Regions from separate parts of the Homo sapiens genome. Here region 1 is linked to region 2. Evidence: read pairs that join two places in POLR2A ChIA-PET (ENCODE). Cell type or tissue: PC-9. All regions are shown on one strand. Each heading gives the region's core, and the rest is flanking DNA. Links, peaks and the distances in the headings are about the cores only. Region 1 has its middle 80 kb from the start of HSPA9. Region 2 overlaps SIL1 (SIL1 nucleotide exchange factor).

Region 1 (7,957 bases), core at 1,475-6,474, 370 kb before region 2:
CCAGGGACATAGGAATATGAGGCGAGGATCCTGAGCTCGAACATTTACAGGTAGCATTCAGGATTGAAAACTGATTTATAGTCTGAAGGCAGGCAGGAGGGAGCGGGAGGAAGGTGGGAGCTCTGTGTACAGTGCAGCCTTGTGGGGCGGCGGTAATTATATATTACGTTGAACTGTCCTTGCAGCACGGTGAAGGGCAGTGGGAATGAGACTCTAAATCACGCTTCCGTGATGCTCCCCATAGCTCACCTCCCTGTATGTGGCCCCAGAGGCCAGGGCTGACACTTCTCCCTTCTCCCCAGCCCCAGCACCACCGCCTGCCCCCACCCCCACACACACAGAGCCCAGTGGCAGGGCCAGCCTGACTGACTGGGGGAGAGCAGGAAGATGGGATGTGAGCAACTCTGGCAGCTTCCAGGGGCTGCTCATCCTGCAGGCCTCATTGTTTATTGCCCCCGCAGCCGCCAGCACTTCCCACTCTCTACCCCGCTTCTTCCACTGGGGCCTGTATGTGCGCTGTGTTGTTTGAAAAAGACATCCCTGTCCTTCCTTCATTCATTCTCCCCTGTAGCATCTCTCTTCTTTACACCACAGCCACACAGCCACCACCTTGGTTCGAGTGGGGCCTCATCACTTCTCACCTGGATTTCTGCCACCATCTCCTAACCAGTCTCCCTCTAGCGTGCCCCTACTCTTAGTCCATCATCCTTTACCTCGTTGCCATGGTAATCTCCCTAAACACACCTCTGACCATAATCTTGATCTCATTTGTCTGGGAAGTGGGGATTGTCCCTGCTGATACAATAGCTTTGTGCTCGTGAGCTATTATTATTATTATTATTATTATTATATATTTTTGAGACAGAGTCTCGCTCTGTAGCCCAGGCTGGAGTGCAGTGGCACGATCTCAGCTCACTGCAACCTCTGCCTTCTGGGTTCAAGCAATTCTTCTGCCTCAGCCTCCTGAGGCGCTGGGACTACAGACGTGCGCCACAACACCCGGCTAATTGTTGTATTTTTAGTAGAGACGGGGTTTAGCTATGTTGGTCAGGCTGGTCTCAAACACCTGTCCTCAAGTGATCCACCTGTCTCAGCCTCCCAAAGTGCTGGGATTACAGGCGTGAGCCATCATGCTTGACTGTAAGCTATTATTACTGTAATTAGACATCTCTGAGCCTCAGTTTACTTGCCTGTAAGTAAGGAGTGGGGAGAGGTGGTCAGATGTTGGTTCCTGAAAGGAACCAACACGTTCCAGCTTCTTTAAGAAGTCTACCCGGGCTCTTGGCGGGCTGGTGCCTGCTGGCTCACCTCCCGCCCTGTGCTTTCAGTCCAGGAGGAACCCTGGTACTCATCTGTCCTGAGGGGCCATTTCCATGACTAGACCCTGATCCTTACGGTCAGTCACCTGGACTTCCCACCAATCTCCTGCCCCTCCATCTAGGCTTTGAGTTCCTGGTTCAGAGGGACATATTAGTGCTTAGTGGTGATGAGAAACGGGTCAGACAGGTCAGGGCTTGAAGTCTAGCCCATGACGGTGCACAAGGTTTTGGAGTGGCGTACTGATTGAGAGCGAGGACTCAGCCGCCAGACTGCTTGCTTGAGTTCGGATCTTGGCTGGGCTACTCTTTAGTTTGGCTAACCTCTCTGTGCAGTTTCCCTGTTTCTAAAATGAGGATAATAATTGTACCCACCTCATAGAATTGTTGTACAGATTAAATGAGTGAACATATGTGATTGTTCTTGCTGATACAATAGCTTTGTGCTTTTGAGCTATTATTATTGTAATTAGACTTCTCTGAGCCTCAGTTTACTTGTCTGTAACACATCTCCATAATACCTTTCCTTCCTGCTTCAGGGTTATTGTGAAGATCAAATGACACATTCCCTTTGGAAACTCTTAAAGGCTTTACAAAGGTAAGATTATTATTATTTATTATCAGATACTTGTTCCTTGGGGTTCTCCGCCACATTCCCTTTAGAAACAAAGCAGTTTCCTTCACCCTTCTCTTGCCCCAGTCTCAAGGCAGAAAACCGTGGTGTCTTGGAAACAGGAGCAGCCATGGGGTCTCCCTCCACCTAGGAAAAGGGGCGCATAAAGCTGTGCACACAGACACATCTCTGACAGAGATTATTTCAAAGGAGGCTGCTAATTAAACCAAGAACAGAGAGCTTGTCAACATTTTACACAATTATCCCCTTCACTGCAGAGGTGAACCCAGGTTTTGTGGAGCCCAAAGCTTATACAATTTGGGGGGCCCTCTTTAAGAAAAAAAATACAAGATGATGAATATGAAATTAAGTGCAGGGTTTCGAAGGGGCCTGTGCAAATGAGGAGCACTGCCACCCAAGCTTCATTAGCTTCACAGAAAATCCACCTCTGCCACCAGGCCAGGTATGCATTTGACAAGGACTTGTTGGTTAGTTGCTTATGGCCAAAACAAACCGTTTTTTACCAACCACAGGCAGGCCAGGATCTCTAGAGGGCAGGAGCGCACAGCCTGCACCCAGACTCCAGAAGTCACCCTGTTACCAGGCTGTGGCTCCTCCACTGCCTTCACCTCAGTCTAATTGTTCCTTTTTCAAGACCCACCACCTATTTATTTTTGCTTTCAACACATTTGCATGTGATTTACATAGCATTAATATTCAGTCTCATGTTGGGAACTCTTCCTCTGCCCCGGCTTAAGCTAGATTCCTGGGACTTGGTTACCAAGTGAGATGCAACTTTCTCTCTTCTCAAAATGTAGAGGGAAAGAAATATACATCTAATTTGGGGGAGGGTGGGAGAAGGGACAGTGATGACATTTGTCTTGAAGTCAGTTTCTAGTCTCTGGCCCTCCTAGTCTATGTCTTCCTCCATATATCCCCACTGTCCCTACCCACAACCCACAACCCAATTCCACCCCAGTTTTCCTCTGATTATGAAATTGGAAGCTCACCTTCTCAAGGACACACATTCCTACCCAAATTCTGGGCTTACTGGGGCTCAAGGGTGCAGCCTCTGAAGTGAAGAGGCACATGGCATCGAGGTGCCAGCAGACAAGAGCACACAGGGATTCTTCCTCAGGTCCCCCTCTGGGAGAATCAGCCCCTTCCAGTCCCCCTGCACTGTTTGGAGGCCCAGTTTATGTGATCCCCCGACTGACGGAAACAGATGGCAGGTGGGAGTATGTGTGAGTGTGAGTGAGTGTGTGTGTGTGCATGCACGTGAGCTGTACATACATAAAAGAAATGTGCACACATGTGTGAGACAGAGAATGCCCACGTGCACATGAGTACACCCCCCCCCCCACCGCCACAAGACAGGCAGAGGAGGAGGAGGTGAGGATGTGGGAAGGAAATTCTCGGTTTAAAAAAACCACATTGTGGTTCTAAATGTCATCAAAGGTGAAACTTGCTTCCTTAGCCCTGCCCTATAAAGGGAGGCAAAAAGAAGTCAGCAAGGCAAGAAAAGGTCTCAGGGCAGGGATGGGGCAGTTCTAGTGTCAACAGTGACATCACTCTCCCAGACCCCTCCGCTGAGTGGTGAGTCACCAGAGCCCACTCAATACCACAGTCTTTATGCAGTCATGAGCCGGCTCATGCTTCCATCTCCATGTGGCCTAGGCCTCACCCCCATGGTCCCCTGGGCCTGAGCTACCCCAGCCCTGGGGCTTTGCTCTCTTTTAAGCCTCTATCAGAGAAGGCAGGGGTCCCTTCTCTGGGTAAGGCAATCAGAGACATAAATGAGAGACAAGAGAAAGAGAGACTCTTCTGTATGTGAGGGGGGTTTGGGAACAGAAGTTGAAAAGTTGCAAAACCAGTCTGAGGAAGAGGCAGAAAAAAGAGAATGGAAAAGAGAGAGTGAGAAGAGAAAGAAGAAAGAGGGAACTGGGGTTGAAGAAAAGAGCCGGGTGTGGTGGCTTACGCCTATAATCCCAGCACTTTGGGAGGCCGAGGTGGGTGGATCACGAGGTCAGGGGTTTGAGACCAGCCTGGCCAACATGGAGAAACCCCATCTCTACTAAAAATACAAAAATTAGCTGGGGGTGGTGGCGGGCACCTGTAATCCCAGCTACTCAGGAGACTGAAGCAGGAGAATTGCTTGTACCCGGGAGGCAGAGGCTGCAGTGAGCCAAGATCGCGCCACTGCACTCCAGCCTGTGTGACAGAGTGAGACTGTCTTGGGGGGGAAAAGAAAGAAGAAGAAGAAGAAGAAAAGAAGCAGGGTGAGGTAAAGCTGACAGCTGTGAATTCTCACTTCTCAGGATTTTAGGATTGCTACTCCATTTTCCTGGCCCTCTGATCTTTTATGGGTCCCCCAGGTCTAGTGATGTAGAAGGAAGTCCAATACTGTAACCAGCACCTCTGGGAGAGGACTCCCAGTGTCTATGGTATCATCACCACCTACCCTGACACATCTCAGCTTGGTCCCACCCTCCTTGTCAGAGATAGGGGTTGGAGGGTTTAGACATCGGTGGGGGAAGCAGTTGTGGTGGCTCACGTCTGTAATCCCAGCACTTTAGGAGGCCAAGGTGGGAGGATTACTTGAGGCCAGGAATTCAAGACCAGCCTGGGCAACATAGTGAGACCCCATCTCTATAAAAAACAAAAAAAGAAAAGACAAGAAATTGGGGCTGGGAGCAAAAAGTGAGAGGCACAAAAGGGAAGGCAGTACCCACTGGGGCAGCTCTGGTTTCTCTCTCAGGACCTCAGTTTTTTCCCAAGACCTTGGCACCTGCCCAACCATTGTTCCTTCTGGCCTGGCCCTCATGCTCAGTGGCAGCCTGAGCGTCATCCCTTGTCACTGATGGGAATCAGAACAGGGGCCCCTTTATCTGACAGTGAGAGCGACTCTGCCCAGTCTCCGTGACTCGAATTTCCCAAGATGCTGCTTATTCCTGATGTAAACTGAGCTGCTCCAAGGAAATCAAAGCCTATATCTGAGTCAACAAGACAGCACCAGAGTGGCAAGACTAGGCCCTCATGAGATCACAGATGGCTTCTGTTAGAGACCCCTGTCTGGGGATTTCTTCTCCTACTCACTGTGGTTGCCTGTCTCTACAAACAAAAGACTGCTCTTCAATTCCCTCTTCTTGACTCCCCATCACCAACATAGTGATAACAATAATAGCAACCATTTACTGGGTGCCCAATATATGCCAGAAAACTTGGTAAGTTTCTTTCTCTGTCTCTTTCTTCCTATTGAGACAAAGTCTCACTTGTTGGCCAGGCTGGAGTGCAATGGTGAGATCATAGCTCACTGCAACCTCAAACTCCCACCTCAGCCTACCGAGTAGCTGGGACCAAAGGTATTTGATACGGCACACAGCTGATTTTTAAATTTTTAGTGGAGGCAAGGTCTTGCAATGTTCCCACGCTGGTCTTGAACTCCTAGCCTCAAGTGATTCTCCCACCTCAGCCTTCCGAAGTGTTGGGATTACAGGCACGAGCCACAACACCTGGCTGGTAAGTTTCTTATGTACATTATTTCATTGAATGCTGCAACAACATTATGGAATAATCACCATTGTGGAGCGTGGAGGAGGAAACCAAGGACTCCAGAAGTTGCCTAAGATTTCACAGCTTGAGATGGAGCTGAAATGTGAACCCAGATCTGTCTAAATTCAAATCCTCGGCTTTCCACTTTGCTTATTTTTATCTTCCCTGCCTCAACAATACATCCTCCTTTTGGGTTTTGAGGTGCAATTCAAATCTTTTATCTCCCGGAAGTATTCATCCACTCCTCCCTACCTCAGCTCTTGCTCTCACCTGCACCATCCTTAGGAGGCCCCTATGCTGTCCCTCCTGCTGGCTCAGGTTAGATATGGAGTTCCTCCTGTGGTCCCTGGGGCTGAGGTGGTGAAAAAAATAGTGGTCAGGCCCTCAGTTCCCACTCTCCAGGGAGGAGGAGGGGAAGGTGAATGTGGCTGGCATTTCGCACTAGGAACAACCACACGCAGTTGTTGGAGAGGTTTAGGGGCCTGTGGTGCCTTGGGTTCTGGTTCCCATCAGGAGACAACTGGCCAGGCTCCAGAGCCCCACAAATGGGAGTAAAAGAATGTGGAAAACTACCGGGTCCTCCAGGAAGCTTGGAGTGGGGCAAAGGTGGAACAAGAGCTCCGTTTCCGCCAGGACCTGTGTCCCTAAGAAGGCTGATGCTGTTATTTACCCACAGGGAAGTCACAATTTCTAATGCTTGAGACAGAGGCAGCCTTCATTTCTAAACCTGTGTCCCTCAGGGAAGGGGACCTGTTTCAGACCTTGGAAGCCTCCCAGGCACCTCCTGATGAGCTTGGTAGAAACAGTGTGCAGCTATGGCTTTCAGGCCGTCCCAGAGCCACTTCCCACCAGACACCGTTTCCAGGCCCATGGCCAAGGGCATGTTCTGGAACTACACCGGAAGACTCTACAGACCAGATATCCCTCAGAGACTCTGTCAGCAAGTGAGGGAGAGATCTGCAAAGAGAAAGAAGAGCAGGGCAAAGACAACTGGATGTGCTGGCCCAGGAAGAGGAGCAGCCACACAGGGACAGAGAGTGGAAACCTGGAGATGAAGCAACGCAGCAGAGAACAGCCACCCTCCCTTCCCTGGGGTCTGGGCACTAGCGAGGCAAGGTGGCATTAGGCATGATTTAGGGCAACCCATCTTTTAAATATATGGGAGTTGGCCAGGCACAATGGCTTACAGCTGCAATCCCAGCACTTTGGGAGGCCGAGGCAGATGGATCACCTGAGGTCAGGAGTTTGAGACCAGCCTGGCCAACATAGTGAAACCCCGTCTCCACCAAAAATACAAAAATTAGGTGGGCATGGTGGTGCACGCCTGTAATCCCAGCTACTTGGGAGGCCGAGGCAGGAGAATCGCTTGAACTTGGGAGGCAGAGGTTACAGTGAGCCAAGATTGCACCCTTGCACTCTGGCCTGGAAGACAGAGCAAGACTCCATCTCAAAAAAAAAAAAAAAAAAAGAAAGAAAATAGGCCAGGCGAGGTGGCTCAAGCCTGTAATCCCAGCAATTTGGGAGGCCGAGGCAGGCAGATCACCTGAGGTCAGGAGTTCGAGACCAGCCTGGACAACATGGTGAAACCCTGTCTCTACTAAAAATACAAAAATTAGCCGGGTGTGGTGGCACATGCCTGTAATCCCAGCTACTCAGGAGGCTGAGGCAGGAGAATAACTTGAACTCAGGAGGCAGAGGTTGCTGTGAGCCAAGATTGCGCCATTGCACTCCAGCCTCGGAGACAGAGGGTGACTCCATCTCAAAAAAAATAAAAATAAAAAAATTAAAAAGTAAATAAAATAAAATAAAAATAAATAAATATAAGGGAGTTGAGGCTCAGAGGGTGGACAGGAACTGCCCTAGATCATGCCACTCCTGAGTGAGTCTCCCATTCAGTGTTCTGGGAGCAATGAGAAGAAGGGGTGCTGGCTCCGCTGTCTTCTGGGAAGCAAGGGGACTTGAAGGGGAGGGGTCACAGTTTCTCCACCCCCACCAGACTGCACCTCCCGAAGGACCTCAGAGGCTTCTATCTCTCATCTATGAAATGTGCGGGGCCCTCAGTTCCTTGTTAATAAAAGTGAGGATGAGAACACCTGCTTTCCTTCCGTGTAGGGCTCCTGTGAGGCTCTGCTGGAAATAATGCATGGAGAAGAGCTTTGTAAGTGCAGGGTGTTATTAAGTTTGTGATTAGGCCAGGTCAGCGAGGGCTGCAGGAATAATGGGAGGATTAATGCCCAGGACGTGGCAAGGAGGAGGCTAAACTCTGCCCCATCCTCCTCCCTCGGTCACCTGCCCTGAGAAAAAGCATTTGGTGTTTCCAAATTGACTGAAATAAGAAATGTGTGGTGGCAGCAGCCTTCTCTCACTCAGCCTTCATTTGCCCAAGGCAGAGAGATTTTAATTTTCGAGCCATAATGAGAAAAAGAAACTCAGGATTAAAGAATATTCCAGTGAAGCAGTCAAAATAGCTGCCCAG
Region 2 (7,957 bases), core at 1,049-6,048:
TACTGCCAAAAGACCTACTCTTGTTTATTCCCCTCCCTCTCTACTATTTATAGTTGGTCTAACTTTTTACAAGCTTTGAATAAAACAGAGAATGTGACCTAAGATGTGTTATTAAATGTCCATACACATAAGATGGGGGAACAGAGAGTCACAGATGGTGACAACATGGGTAAAAATTCCTATCTACTTGGAATAAGGGCAGAATCAAATTTTACTCTAGTTTCATTGAGATGACACTGAAATGTCAGTAGCAACAGGCACATTCAAGTGTACCCTTCTTCCAAGCAGATCAGGCCAAGCAATTCTGGCCATTGGGACGTCCATTATACTGCTCACCTGGAAAAGGCAGCGCCCAGCACAAACGCAGCATACTCCTTCACGAGGGGCTCTGTGCTGTTCAGCCCATTGATCACCACTTGAAGACCACCAAAGGAAAGCAGGTCCTGCGCATTGTCCATCTGCAACAGAGCCACTGCTTAGTACAGCATAGCCATCAGGGACAGGAAAGCTGTTCTTAGAGCCTTTCTTTTGGTGACTACCCAAAAACAAATTAAAAAGCCATGGAAAAATCAATAATGGCCTTTTTGACTAAGAAAAGGTTTGTAAAAACCAATTTTTTAATACTCTTAAATTTGAGAACTCCTAATTCATCTAACACGATTGATGAGCACCTGCGTGGGAATCAGCAGAAATGACACCTAGCTATTGCTTATGCCAAACATGTCCTGGAAAATTCTAATATCATAATGAGTCACAAAGCTTGCTCCTAATGTACAAGCTGTTAACACAAAGAATCTGGCGTCATCAGCACCACTAAATGGTGCCATGCTTCCTGCTGATGTCCAATCCCAATGGGGACAGTGGAGGCAGATTTTTAAAGCTGATTTTAAATTAGAAGCTAGGGACTATAAAAGGAGCCCTGTTATTGGGAGGGGGGTTGCCGTAAGAGTGCTGGGGAGGGGGGAATAACAATAGTACCTTTCTCTTGCATCTCAGGTTGACTGCATCTGAAGACATTCATGATAAAATATGCAAGAAAATCGCTCTCCCAAAGGTTTCTGTCTAAGCCTGTGCTACTGGCTAGTGGCTATGTATCAGACAGTGCAGAACATTTCTATCATTACATAAAGTTCTATTCAACAGCATTGGTCTAGGCTATCATTTAAGCTCCAAATCCCCAAGTCCGGATTCTCTCTTTTACTCTATAGCGGATCTCATTACCCACAGTTTATTAGTACCCTGGAACAAGACAACTCGCTTTCCTCAGAAAGGTCACTGGATCCTGTTTTCTACATGTACCCGCTACAGTCTCCCTCGAATATATCTTTGTTGCCACAAAGGCTGCATCTTGCCCATATGCTAATCCCACGCTATCAATCATGAGGAAAACTCAGGAAGCTGAAGCCCAACAACTGTGGCTGCTACCCATCTTTCTCCTCCAGATTCCACAGGGCCCCTTCCCAACTGCATCCTTGCCTCTCTGAACTAGGAGAGGACTCTGACAGAGAAATCAAGTGTGAGGATTGGTATTTGACTGTGCTAGTGTTTTGTGGTGGCCTAGCCTGTTGTTGCCACTTGAAAAATCATATTCATACACATTTGGATGGAATCTCCATGACAGCAGGGGTTTTGTCTGTCTGTCCACGCTTGTAGCTCCAGGGACTAGGATGGTGCTGAGCATATGGTTAGGTGTTCAATGAATAACTGTTGCATTAATGAGTATGAATTTGATCAGAAAAGAATGTTCCTGAAATAAAGCTCCAGTGTGAATAAAAAGGCAATCTGGGGTATCTGTGCCAACAAAATGAATGGGCCTCTGGTACCGCAGACATGAAGTAATGGCTAAACCAGGTTGTGAAGTAAGCATGAAGTCTGCTCTGCCATGTGGCCCCAGGCCATGGACATTTTTCTGCCCCAAACTGTTCTTATGAAGAGGAATAACTGGTTGAGCCACAGCCCAGCTAACTAGGGAGACTCAGGGTTGGGTGCTTTGCTGACATAAGCACCTTCCTTCCTTCCCTACATGCTCTAATTTTACAATGTAAGAATTCACTACCTATTCTTTGGTTGTCCTTCCTCTGGGTTTTCTGGATACAAAACTATGGCTCAGAATCCTGTCATACCACGCCTGGAATGGCCACTTATAAAGCTGGTATGAGTTCCTAGCAGAGCAGCTGCCACTCGGTCAGCTCCAAAGCAACACAGCCCAGAATCATGGACCTTCTGTTCTAGAGTCAGTTTATCTACTATTACTACAATGATAATTCAGCATGATAGAAATGCAGACATTTATATAAGCACTTCAGCCTTTTTGGGATGTTTTCTCATGGTTTACTTCACTAACAGTGAGGAAGAAACGATTCATTCTGCCCAGTGCACATCAAAAGCTGGGCCCCCCCCTGGTGACATACAGGAGAAACCATGACCATAGCCCAGGTCCACAGCTCCCCATCTCGGTCTGGGGCCAAAACTGTTCTCAGGCTGCCTTCGGGGTGGGGTGGGACAGGCAGAGAGGAAGAGGAGGAGGGAGTGCAGGAGGGAACTATGCCAACACCCTGGAGGAAAGGAAAGAAGCAGGGCACTGATAAGACAATGAGAGAATGGGAAACAGCGAAGGGGAAAAATGGTGGCACACAGCTGAGGAGACACGTGGGAGAAGGCAAATGTACTGCCCGAGGTAGATGGGGCGGACGGAGGCCGCTCCTCATAAATAACTCACCATCTGTTTCCACACACAAGGTTTTGCTTTTCACATATCCTGTTTAATAATTCAAATATGGCTGTGAGGAAGCCTGGCAGACCTGGTTTGGGTCCTTGGAGCCTACAGCTCCTCAAACCACCATTCAGTGAGTCTGGAATGAGAAAGGACTGGGGAAGTTCCTGGCTAGGAAAGTGCCATCTTCCTTAAAACTAGTACTACATCACCCCAAGCCCCCATCACAACTGGGACTCGGGCCGAGTTGTGTCTTACTTAATCCCCCAGTGAAATCACAGCTTAACATTGCTGCATGGCAGCCTGATGCACCAGCCCTTCCAGTCAAAACACCAATGATCCAGAACATTTCTCTGCCAACAGACAAATTTGGCTTCTGCCAGGGACTGATTTTGGGATGACCTCAGGATGGGTCTGGTGAGGTGGCCTGTGAAAGCAGAATGGGGATGTCACCTTAGGGAAGACACTGCCAAGTGACAAAGAGCCTACAAGGGAAAACAAAGAACTTTGTTGGGGCAATGCTAGCCCAAGCCTCCTGTGGACTCACACCCTTCCAGGTATGATAAGCTCTCCAGTCATTTTGGTGTTTCATGTGCAAGAGCCCATGGTGACCTGATACCTAAAGATTCATCCAAATATGTTAAGATGAGAAAAAATAGAAGCTGTCAACATCAAAGGAGGACTGAGTTGGCAAATAACCCCTTATATCCTTAATCCTTTAAATATCTCTAATGGAAAAGCTGTTGGAGTTCTTGGTTTTTACCCTGGAGAGTAAGACTGGAAAGGGGAAAGAGAACCGAGGTTCATTTTTTTTCTCTAAGAGGATCAGAGTCCTGCTATTTGAGGCCTGAGAAAGAGTTATGAGCAGAGAAAGAAGATGAAGAGGCTGCCCCATAATTCCTATGGATACAGTGCATACTCATCCTCTTTCACCACAGATGCTGGCAAAATCCTAAAGGAAGAAAGCATGTCTTTTAGCCCAGTTTACAGAGAACAAGGGCACTGTCGTGCATGGTGCATGGGAGGACATTGAGGATCTGTGTCTTGACAAGGATCTCAAACAAGCCTTTGATTATGATTACACAGCCTCCTGGGCCACTGTTGCCCCTAGTCTGGATTACTGCAATAGCCTCCTATCTGGTCTCTGCTTCTACCAAGCCCCCCACCTGCAGTCTAATTCTCAACACAGTAGCTGGAGGAATCCTTTTAAAAGTAAGTCAGATCACATCATTCTTCTGCTCAATATCCTTCAATAATATGCAAGTTCACTCTTTTCCATGGCCTACAGGCCCTCTATATTCTTCCTCCCATTATCTCTCTGAGCTGTATGTACTTCTTCTCTGCCTGCTCTCAGCTCCAGCTGATTCAAACACACTAGGCATGTTCCCACCACCGGGCTTCCACACTTGCTCTTCCTCCAGCCAGAGATGCCCCTTCTCAATGCTGCCAGTTCCTATCTCGCCATAGTTTCTATTTTTCTACAGTATTTATTACCTACAAACATATTACATATAATTACTTCTTTCTTATGCTTGTCTATCTGCTTCTGCTAGAAGGTTAAGCCCTAATTTTGTTCATAGACGTATCTCAAGTGCCTGGAACAGTGCCTGGGAGTTAGTAGACACTTGATTTATTTATTGAATAAATCAATGGCTTTTATTGGCTCCTTGTTAGCTCCACCTTTTGAGCTTAATTCAAAAGGTACCAGTTGCCTTTGAGAAACAGAGTGGCCAAAAGTTTTAGAGCACAGAGTTTAGGGTCAGACAGACCTTGCTGCAAATTCCAGCTCTACCACTCACTAGGCTGGATGATCTTGAGCAATTACATAATCTCTCTGTGCCTCATTTTCCTCGGTTATAAAATGGGATTAATAGTGGTACCTACTCATAGGGCAGCCACGGAAGTCAATGAATTAATGCATACAGAGCACTTGAAGCAGTGCCTGGTATATGACAACACTCAACAAATATTAGTTATTATAAGTCTGATCAGTTACTTCCCTGCTTCAAACTCTCTAGTGGTTCTTAGGATCAAGGCTAAAATCATAAAGAGCATGATATCTCCAACCTCACCTCTCCAGCCCCCGAACCTTCCCACTTCATCTATGCTCCCCTCCAGGCCGCTGTGCTCCAGTCACTCCAATCTTTTCCAGGCCCTCAATCTCCCCAAGCTTGTCCCTGCCCTAGAATCTCTGCACATGTTGTTTCCTCTAGCTGGAATGCTCTAATCTAAGGATTGGCAAACTTTTTCTAAAGGGCCTGGTAGTAAATATTTTTGACTTTGTGAGCCATATGGTCTCTGTCACAACTACTCAATTCTGCCATTGTGGCATAAAAACAGCAATAAACAATGCATGAACAAATAGGGGTTGCTGTGCCCCAATAAAATTTTATTTAGGAAAGGAGGTGTTGGGCCAGATTTGACCTATGGGCAGTAGTTTGCCATCCCCTGCTCTAGTCCCCCCTCTTCACCCAGCCAACCCCAATCATCCTATAACGCTTGGCCTAAATGTCACATCCTCTGAGAAGCCTCCCTTATTGTCCATGACTAGGCTCTAAGTTCTCCAGTTACATATTCTTACATCACCCTCTGGAGCCCTCATTACAATCTTAAATTATCTCATTATTTAATTAATTTGTTCAATTGTTCATTATTCAATTACTTCCTCTTCCAGGCTATAAGCTGCATAACTAGGACTATGTCTATTTTATCTCTGTGGTACCCTCAGAGGTACTAAAGAAGGTACCACTCCACATGAAAAAGAGGTTGGCTGGCCAGGCATGGTGGCTCAAGCCTGTAATCCCAGCACTTTGGGAGGACAAGGTGGGTGGATCACTTGAGGTTAGGAGTTCAAGACCAGCCTGGCCAACATAGTGAAACCCTATCTCTATCAAAAATACAAAAAATTAGCTGGGCGTGGTGGTGCACACCTGTAATCCCTGTTGCTCGGAAGGCTGAGGCAGGAGAATAGCTTGAACCCAGGAGGTGGAGGTTGCAGTGAGCCGAGATCGCGCCACTGCACTCCAGGCTGGGTGACCGAGTGAGACTCTGACTCAGACAAAAAAAGAAAAAGAAGTTGGCTCTGGCCTCTAAGACTGTATCTTACTACAAAAGATAACAAGACTAGATTAAAAATAGTCTGTGCTCTGGGAGAGAAGTAAAGATGTTGATGCTATTTTCTTAGGGCTTAGGGAAGGGGGATTTATTTTTGGAGCTGTTAAAAGTCTGACTTATGGACGAAGAAATACAGTACCTGATGGACATAATATTCAAGATCAAAGAGCGCAGCAATCTTCTCTTCCAAACTGGAGCTGGAACTATTGAACTTGTTGATCAGCCGTACCATGATCTGCATGTCAGTCTCAATGACAACATTCAGCTCATCAAAGTCTTTCTTCAGTTCCTCAATGGGGCGGAAGAGCCGCTTTACCTCAGCCTGCCTTGCCTAAGGAGAGCAGCAAAGAGGTGATTAAATTGGTTGGAGACATCTGCCCAAGATGTCTGTGGTCTACCATGGATGCCCATCCTCAAAAAACTGCTGCTCCAAGACTCACAGTCTTCTCTCATCTATGCTATCAAAAATACTAATACTTTCTAAGATGCCCAGAGAAGACAGCCCTCAAAGTCTGCCTATATAGGCCTCAGCTCTAAAAACACACTCAAGATGTTCCAAGATTCGCTTATTCAAGTCCGATTTCCAATATTCAGGAAGAATAGAAAGGCTTTTTGTCACAACCACTGAGTTAAGGGGAAGTAATGCAAGTTCATCTTCAACCTCAAACCACATATGAAACAGCTGAGACCTAAGGTAGAATAACCCACACCCTACTTCTCCACTTCTCACAATCATAGACTATCTTGGCCTTGCCCTACCCAATCCAACAACATTTTAGGGAAACTTGGACATAGAAAACTATGGGTAAGAGCTGTCACAGCAGGAGCAATTTGCTGATGAAAATTAAATCACTGTCATTACTGTCAATCTAACCACAGGTGTACAATTTGTTCAACTGTTTGAAATGGCTAAATTACTATATGTACTATACTCAAATCTCGAACAATTTTCTCTGAATCCTTCCCCACTCCACTCACATATAAAAACTTTAAAAATGAAGTTACATTAGAGGTGAATAAAAGACTTTAATTAAATATTTTATACATGTGACACTGTTTTCTTCCCAATTTGAGAAGATAGTGCCTATAAAGAGAGTCTGAAAAGTCACAGTGGCTTATGTATCTGTCTTCCAAGAAAAACTAAAAGGCACAGATATTTATAAAAAGCCGGATGATGAACAGCTGTCAGCTCCAAATTGCTCATCTATTACCTATGGGTTTTTCTCCCCAGTTACAAGCACTCCATAGAAACACCAACCAAAGAAATGAATCAGCCTCTCTTAAAAAAGACCAAGCTCCTAGCGGAGCAATCACATCCATGGGGCGCCACATCCTGATTCTCTGGGCTAAAATAATATGAGATACTCTCCCTGCACCCAGCTAGAGGTCTCTGGATGGCTGCCAAAGCCAAGCAAAGAGGTCTGGGAAGGCTGAGTCACTTTCTAGAACTGTGAGATGATAGGCAAGTGAGCACAATAAGAAACTAGTGACATCTGTCTCACAAAAACGATGTGTGCCTGGCTCTCAAGAAGGCCTCAAAAAAAAAAAAAGGTTTTGGCCGGGCACAGTGGCTCACACCTGTAATCCCAGCACTTTGGTAGGCCGAGGCAGGCAGATCACGAGGTCAGGAGTTCAAGACCAGCCTGACCAATATGGTGAAACCCCATCTCTACTAAAAATACAAAAATTAGCCGGGCATGGTGGCTCACACCTGTAGTCCCAGCTACTCGGGAGGCTGAGGCAGGAGAATCGCTTGAACCCAGAAGGCAGAGGTTGCAGTGAGCGGAGATCGTGCCACTGCACTCCAGCCTAAGCGACAGAGCGAGACTCCATCACAAAACAAAACAAAACAAAACAAAACAAAACAAAACAAAACAAAACAAAACTTTTACTTTGAAATAATTATAAATTCCCAAGAAATAACAAAAAATAGTACAGAGAGTGTCATGTACCCTTCATCCAGCTTCCCTCAATGTTAACATTTTACATAAGGATATTACATAAGGATACAATGTCAAAATCAAGAAAAGGACACAGGTACCATACTGTTAACTAGACTAAACACCTTGTTTGGATTTCACCAGTTTTTACATATACTCACTTACATGTATGTGTGTATGTGTATCATTC

The links. Peaks named below come from ENCODE experiments on the same cell type or tissue, not always from the same donor. Only the 100,000 strongest peaks of a DNase experiment are listed, where the experiment ranks them.
Region 1: POLR2A ChIA-PET joins it to region 2 with 7 read pairs; 2 of 35 experiments call an interaction of 5 or more read pairs at or near these places.

The regions. Positions count from the first base shown.
Region 1 is chr5:138,651,209-138,659,165 of GRCh38, forward strand. No RefSeq gene overlaps it. Among named protein-coding and RNA genes, the nearest start is that of HSPA9, 80 kb to the left of the region's middle. RefSeq lists an enhancer at 1-82. In PC-9, for the core only: a CTCF peak has its summit at 2,523 (motif pointing right); DNase peaks (open chromatin) are centred at 2,453 and 3,423; H3K27ac peaks cover 790 bases.
Region 2 is chr5:139,020,835-139,028,791 of GRCh38, forward strand. SIL1 (SIL1 nucleotide exchange factor) reads right to left here. Exons shown (of 10, transcript NM_022464.5): 6 at 5,967-6,158; 7 at 337-458. Among named protein-coding and RNA genes, the nearest start is that of LRRTM2, 150 kb to the left of the region's middle. In PC-9, for the core only: no CTCF peak of the experiment used is centred there; a DNase peak (open chromatin) is centred at 1,917.